Linked DNA regions of Homo sapiens: region 2 is linked to region 1. Evidence: chromatin contacts called from ENCODE Hi-C or POLR2A ChIA-PET data. All regions are on one chromosome and are shown on one strand. The core of a region is the stretch at or near the end of the contact, and the rest is flanking DNA. Distances in the headings are between cores, read along the strand shown. Region 1 has its middle 96 kb from the start of NEBL-AS1. Region 2 has its middle 38 kb from the start of LINC02643.

Region 1 (3,090 bases), core at 257-2,756:
CCGAGATCGTGCCACTGCACTCCAGTCTGGGCAACAGAGAGAGACTCAGTTTCAAAAAAAAAAAAAAAAAAAAAAAAAAAAAAGAATTACCACACAACCCAACAATTCTACTTGTGGGCATATAACCAAAAAAAAACTAAAGTGGGAACTCAAGCAAATATTTATACATCCATGGTCATAGCAGCGTTGACCACAACAGATAAAAGGCAGAAGCAACCCACGTGTCCATCAATGAATGAATCAGAAAACAGAATGTGATATACACATATGATCAGCTACTATTCAACCTTAAAAAGGAAAGAAATTCTGATGCATACTACAACATGGATGAAACTTGAGGACATTATAATTGAAATCAGCCAGTCACAAAAGGACAAATACTTATATGAGCCCACTTATATTTGGCCCTAGAGTAGTCAAATTCATAGAGACAGAAACTAGGCAAAGGACTTGAATGGATATTTCTCCAAAGAAGATAGACAAATGGCCAGAGACAGAAAGTAAGATGACGGAGGGGGAAATGGGGGGTTAGTGTTTCATGGATGTGGAGTTTCAGTTGGGGAAGACGAAAAAGTTCTAGAAACATACATTTGCACAAAAATGTGAATATACATACTGCCACTGAACTGTCCACTTAAAAATTGTTAAAATGGTAACCTTTATGTTACGTATATCTTACCACAATTTAAAAATATGTTTAAAAATAGCCACCCAAGTCCAGAAATGACCTACAATATAATATTATACTCAAAATTAAGGTAAGTTATTGGGGTCTATCTTGGTTTTTATTCTGAACAGTACTTAAAACTCATGCTTAATCTACTTTTCTTCAAAAAAAATAAAAAATCAAAGGAATTGGGGGAAGAAAAGCTTTGTTCCTCACTCCCTTATATTTATTATGGAGCAAGGTACATTTTAAATTGCTTTTGCTGGCCGGGCGCAGTGGCTCACGCCTGTAATCCCAGCACTTTGGAAGGCTGAAGCGGGTGGGTCACAAGGTCAGGAGATAGAGACCATCCTGGCTAACAACATGGTGAAACCCCATCTCTACTAAAAGTACAAAAAATTAGCCAGGCATGGTGGCAGGTGCCTGTAGTCCCAGCTACTCGGGAGGCTGAGGCAGGAGAATGGCGTGAACCTGGGAGGTGGAGCTTGCAGTGAGCCGAGATGGCACCACTGCACTCCAGCCTGGGCGACAGAGCAAGACTTCATCTCAAAAAAAATAAAAATAAAAATAAATAAATAAATAAATAAATTGCTTTTGTTATTTGTCATTTTTGTAGTTAGAATTCAGCTGATGGTCTGTTGGTTCCTGATATCTTTTTCCCTTCTTCATTTTCTGTCCTCCCTTCCATCTCATTCATAAATCCCCTAGCACTTGCCCCTACCTCCCACACACCTAGGAAGTGGGAGGAAATCTCTCTACCCTGGGGTCAACATTGTCAGGCACAGCAGAACTGATAGACCTTTCAACAGCCCGAGCTATGGGCTTCCCACACTATTCATGACCACGAGAAAGTACTTTAGCTCTTAGAAAAGCAACACTACAAGAGCCACCATATCAAGTCCGATGGATACTGCAGAGCTGGCTGTCACAGGGACACTGAGACACCTTCCAGAGCACGGATTGACTCTCAATACCAGATTATTCTGAAAGCTGGGTTGTGTGCAGAATGGACGGGAGGAGGAGATTGGAAGATGGAAATGCATTCTATGGGGGATCGAAAATAAAAATAATGGGGAAAGCAACAATCAAAGCTGGAAGCTTACCTCAAATTAGTCCTAAAATGAACACAGCAGCATGAGTACAAAATAGACTCTTTCTAATGACAAACAAATGGACCAGAATGAAATGGATTTTTCTGTATCCTAAAAATCTTGGTATTTTGTGTTATTTACAAGGTGTTTAACAGCCAGTAGAATGTATTCTTTTTAAAGTAATAAGCCTTTCAAATTATTACAACGAACACTTTTATGATCAGAAAAAGAAATACTCTAAATAAAAAACAAAAAGGTTACAGACTGTAATAATATAAATGGTTTCCTCTCCTAAATAGAGTCGTGTATGTTGTCTATGCTGTTTGCCATCGTGTACAGTATTTGTCATCCTGAGTTTCACTCCTGGTTAATACACTTTGGAAATCTTCTTGAATCCCAACACACACAGCCCCCATCCCTCAGTTTTTATAAATGACCTGTATACACGTATGCAGAGGTATCTACTCCTATGACCTGCTCATTTGAGTGGGACTTTAAAGGTTTTGATTGTTTAATAAAGAAAAATCATGTATCCAAGCTCTACAACATGCCAGAAGAAGGTATGTCTACAAGATCATTCTCTCTATATCCACCCTAGGAAAATATACTTGATCTTATTTTTAGAAAGAAAAAGAGTAAGAGACAGAGATATTTGGGCAAAGCACTAGAAGTTGCAGTCTTAGTGTTTCAACTTGCTTATTAGCTGGCTGCCACTTGGTGGCACTGTTGATTCCAGTTTGCTCCCAGATCCAGGGGATGAGTGTATCCACTGATCCAACCTTAATAAGCACGTGCGGCTCCTGCCCCATGAAGAACTTCATTAAGCCCTGACAGCCTTTATAGAAACATCAGAATGTCTGTATTTCTACCACCTCCAGATCTAAATGACAAATGGCACAGCAAATGCCCTCCTCTTAGGACTTTCCCTAGCTTTTCCTCCAAAGGAGATATCCAACCTTTCCTTCCAGGTGTCTGTCTCAGCCTCTCTCTCTCGGAAACCTTCTCTATTAACTATAGCCAGAGCCTCCCATGGGACATGGCAAATCTGGGAAAGTGTCCTGGGTGCATCCTGGTGGAGGGGATAACAGGGCAAGACCAGAAAAAGAAAGAAAATGAGGAGGTGAAGAGGCAGTAGTACCACCATCTTGAGATTTTAAAAAAATACAAGATAAAATGCAGGGAGCACAAATCTTTGGTAGGCTCTCATTTCTGTGATTTATTTGGCAGGTGCTTTCATCTAAACCTCCCAGCACACCTGTGTGAGGACCTTGTTTTGGAAGTGAGAAAACTCAGGCTCACAGGGCTTAAGTAACTTGCTCAAGAGTGGGCACA
Region 2 (3,090 bases), core at 190-2,689, 260 kb after region 1:
ATGTAAGGGGAGTTATACCATGATTTTGCCTTTTCTTTTTTTTTTCTTTTTGAGACAGAGTCTCACCCTGTCGCCCAGGCTGGAATGCAGTGGCACGATCTTGGCTCAATGCAACCTCTGCCTCCAGGGTTCAAGTGATTCTCCTCCCTCAGCCTCTTGAGTAGCTGGGACTACAGGCGCACGCCACCACACCCTGCTAATTTTTGTATTTTTAGTACAGATAGGGTTTCACCATGTTGGCCAGGCTGGGATTTTGCCTTTTCTACATACCAGAACTACATACCAGAATCATGACTATATTCATTACATAGAATTACCCCAATTCAAGAATCTGTTTTAAAAACAATATCTGGCCAGGCACGGTGGCTCACGCCTGTAATCCCAGCACTTTGGGAGGCTAAGGCGGGTGGATCACTTAAGGCCCGTAGTTTGAGACCAGCCTGGCCAACATGGTAAAACCCTGCCTCTAAATACAAAAATACAAAAAAATTAGCTGGGTGTGGTGGCACAAGCCTGTAGTCCTAGCTACTCAGGAGGCTGAGGCAGGAGAATTGCTTGAACCTGGGAGGCAGAGGTTGCAGTAAGCCAAGATGGCGCCGCTGTGCTCCAGCCTGGGTGACAGAGCAAGACTCAGACTCAAAAAATAAAAAAAAAAATAAAAACAACATCCAATTGCATTTTGTAACCAACAACATAACGAAGATAGCCAAAGTGTCACCAATATTAAATAGATTTTCATAAGCCTTGGATATAAGATGGTCCACTCCAAAATCAACTCATAATGGATTACAGAGATACACAAGGTCGCCCCAAAACAATGATTCTCAAATTTTTTGTACATTAAATTCAACTGGCATGTTGGCTTAAAATTCACATTGGGATTCCCAGCCCCCAGCCCCAGAGACACTCATTCAGATCAACAGAAATGAGATCTAGGAATCTGCCTTTTTTTTTTTTTTTTTAGACAAAGTTTTGCTCTTGTTGCCCAGGCTGGAGTGCAGTGGCGTGATCTTGGCTCACCACAACCTCCACCTCCCAGGTTGAAGCGATTCTCCTGCCTCAGGCTCCCGAGTAGCTGGGATTACAAGCATGCGCCGCCACGCCTGGCTAATTTTGTATTTTTAGTAGAGTCGGGGTTTCTCCATGTTGGTCAGGCTGGTCTCGAACTCCCAACCTCAGGTGATCCACCCGCTTCGGCTTCCCAAAATGCTGGGATTACAGGCGTGAGCCACTGCACCCGGCCTGCATTTTTAACCAACACACATACTCAAGCATGTGTGTGATTCTGCTGCATGTGTTCAAAAGCTCACCCTTTGAGAAACACTGCCCTAAAATGATGCGATGATTTCCAGAACTCCAAGCTTGAATTAACCAGACCGTCTGCATTCGTAAGCCTGTGGTGAGTCATAGAAACTTTTTTTAAAAAGTAGAATGTCAGAGGCAAATGTTGGCAGTGGCCCCTCAGCCCAGGCCAAGGGAGGGCGGGTCCTGATCTAATCTAACAACAACTCACTCTGCCTAGGCAAGATGACAGGGATCTTCCGCTGTGCAGGTGGACATAGCAGATCATCTTACTCTGGCATCATTAACATTTGTATTAGAAAACCAGCTCCCCTAGTTCTGATTTCTGAGGTCCCTAAGCAGCTTCTTCTTGTAGAATTTGACTTCCCATGTAGCCTGCCTTTGCTGTTGGTCAAAAGTTGCCAGTATTCGGTCCCCCTCAGCCCTTTTAGTCATGAGAAATTGGCAGGAACTTTGGTTTATCCATCATTCCCTGAGTTTGCTTCATATTACTCCAGCCATGAGAAACACTCCACTCTCCACAATCCATGGGTTGATAAATGAGGATTTTGTGCCTCTGAGGCTAAGGACCACACTCTCGACGCTAAAAAAAAAAAAAAAAAAAAAAAAAAAAAAATTCTCCAAGGAGACGATATTATAAATTCATAGACTGCCTGACAACACCCAGTGAAGACCCTCCTGTTGGAACCTCCTCACCAAGAAGTTGTGACTTTTCTTTTTTTTTTTTTTTGAGATGGAGTCTCGCTCTTGTTGCCCAGCCTTGATTGCAATGGTGCGATCTCATCTCACTGCAGCCTCCGACTCCAGGGTTCAAGCAATTCTCCTGCCTCAGCTTCCCAAGTAGCTGGGATTACAGCTGCCCGCCAGCATGCCCAGCAAATTTTTGTATTTTTTTTTTAGTAGAGATGAGGTTTCACCATTTTGGCCAGGCTGGTCTCAAACTCCTGACCTCAAGAGATACACCTGCCTCATCCTCCCAAAGTGCTGGGATTACAGGTGTGAGCCACTGCACCTGGCTGATTTTTTCTTTTTTTTTTTTTTTAATACAAAGTCTCACTCTGTCCACCAGGCTGGAGTGCAGTGGCGTGTTCTCAGCTCACTGCAGCCTCAACTTCCCAGGCTCACGTGATTCTCCCACCTCGACCTCCCAAGTAGCTGGGACTACAGGTGCTTGCCACAGCACCTGGCTAATGATTACATTTTTGGTAGAGATGGGGTCTCAGACTCCTGGCTTCAAGCATTCCTCCTGCCTCTGTTGGGAGCAATTTATCCATTCTTTGTAAAGGGCCTCCATGTCATTTACAATAACCTATCATCAAGGACCCAAAGCTGGTGCTTATATGAGTCTCCTGTCGCCTCTTATCAGAGCCCGATTAAGGGACAGGCTAGACAGAAAGATGAGAGAAGGACAAATGTCAGGCTCTCACTTCAGCCTCTCTCCTCATTCAGGAACAGATGGAGCCCATGCCAGTGTGACCCAGGGCAGAGGTCAGGCAGCTGTTCTGTTTCGTGTGTCCCTGGTCTCCTGTGCCCCCTAGGGCTGGTGGAGCCTCAATGTCCTCCAACTCAGACATCTTCTCTGCTGTTTGTTCTGCAGCCAGCTGCATACCGCCTCCATGCGGGTGCCCCTCCCTAGCGGCTGCATTTGCCCGGGGGACCAGCAAGCTGTCACATGCCAAGGCAAAGAGGAGGAAGAAACAATCACTTATTACTAGCAAAACATTACTTCTGTCTTCACAGGACCATGACACCTTCTGTCTAGGATCTTCAAACCTCCCCCACTCATGC

Evidence for each region. Hi-C counts contacts between places; a loop is a spot of excess contacts on that map. ChIA-PET counts read pairs that join two places held with the same protein, here RNA polymerase II (POLR2A). Pooled maps may share reads with other maps.
Region 2: a pooled map shows a loop between it and region 1 (2.6-fold over the local background). The contact joins two enhancer-like sites. A Hi-C loop is called at or near these places in 1 of 168 maps with a recorded cell type or tissue (PC-9), 1 of 37 single-sample maps with no recorded cell type and 1 of 50 pooled maps. POLR2A ChIA-PET finds 5 or more read pairs at or near these places in 1 of 52 experiments (A673).

Annotation. Positions count from the first base shown.
Region 1 is chr10:21,076,392-21,079,481 of GRCh38, forward strand. It overlaps a transcript of NEBL not described here. Among named protein-coding and RNA genes, the nearest start is that of NEBL-AS1, 96 kb to the right of the region's middle. Within about 2 kb of position 1,507, at least 2 of the 41 ENCODE cell types and tissues checked have a DNase peak (open chromatin) inside an H3K27ac peak, as active enhancers do.
Region 2 is chr10:21,333,747-21,336,836 of GRCh38, forward strand. No RefSeq gene overlaps it. Among named protein-coding and RNA genes, the nearest start is that of LINC02643, 38 kb to the right of the region's middle. RefSeq lists an enhancer at 2,860-3,090. Within about 2 kb of position 1,440, at least 15 of the 41 ENCODE cell types and tissues checked have a DNase peak (open chromatin) inside an H3K27ac peak, as active enhancers do.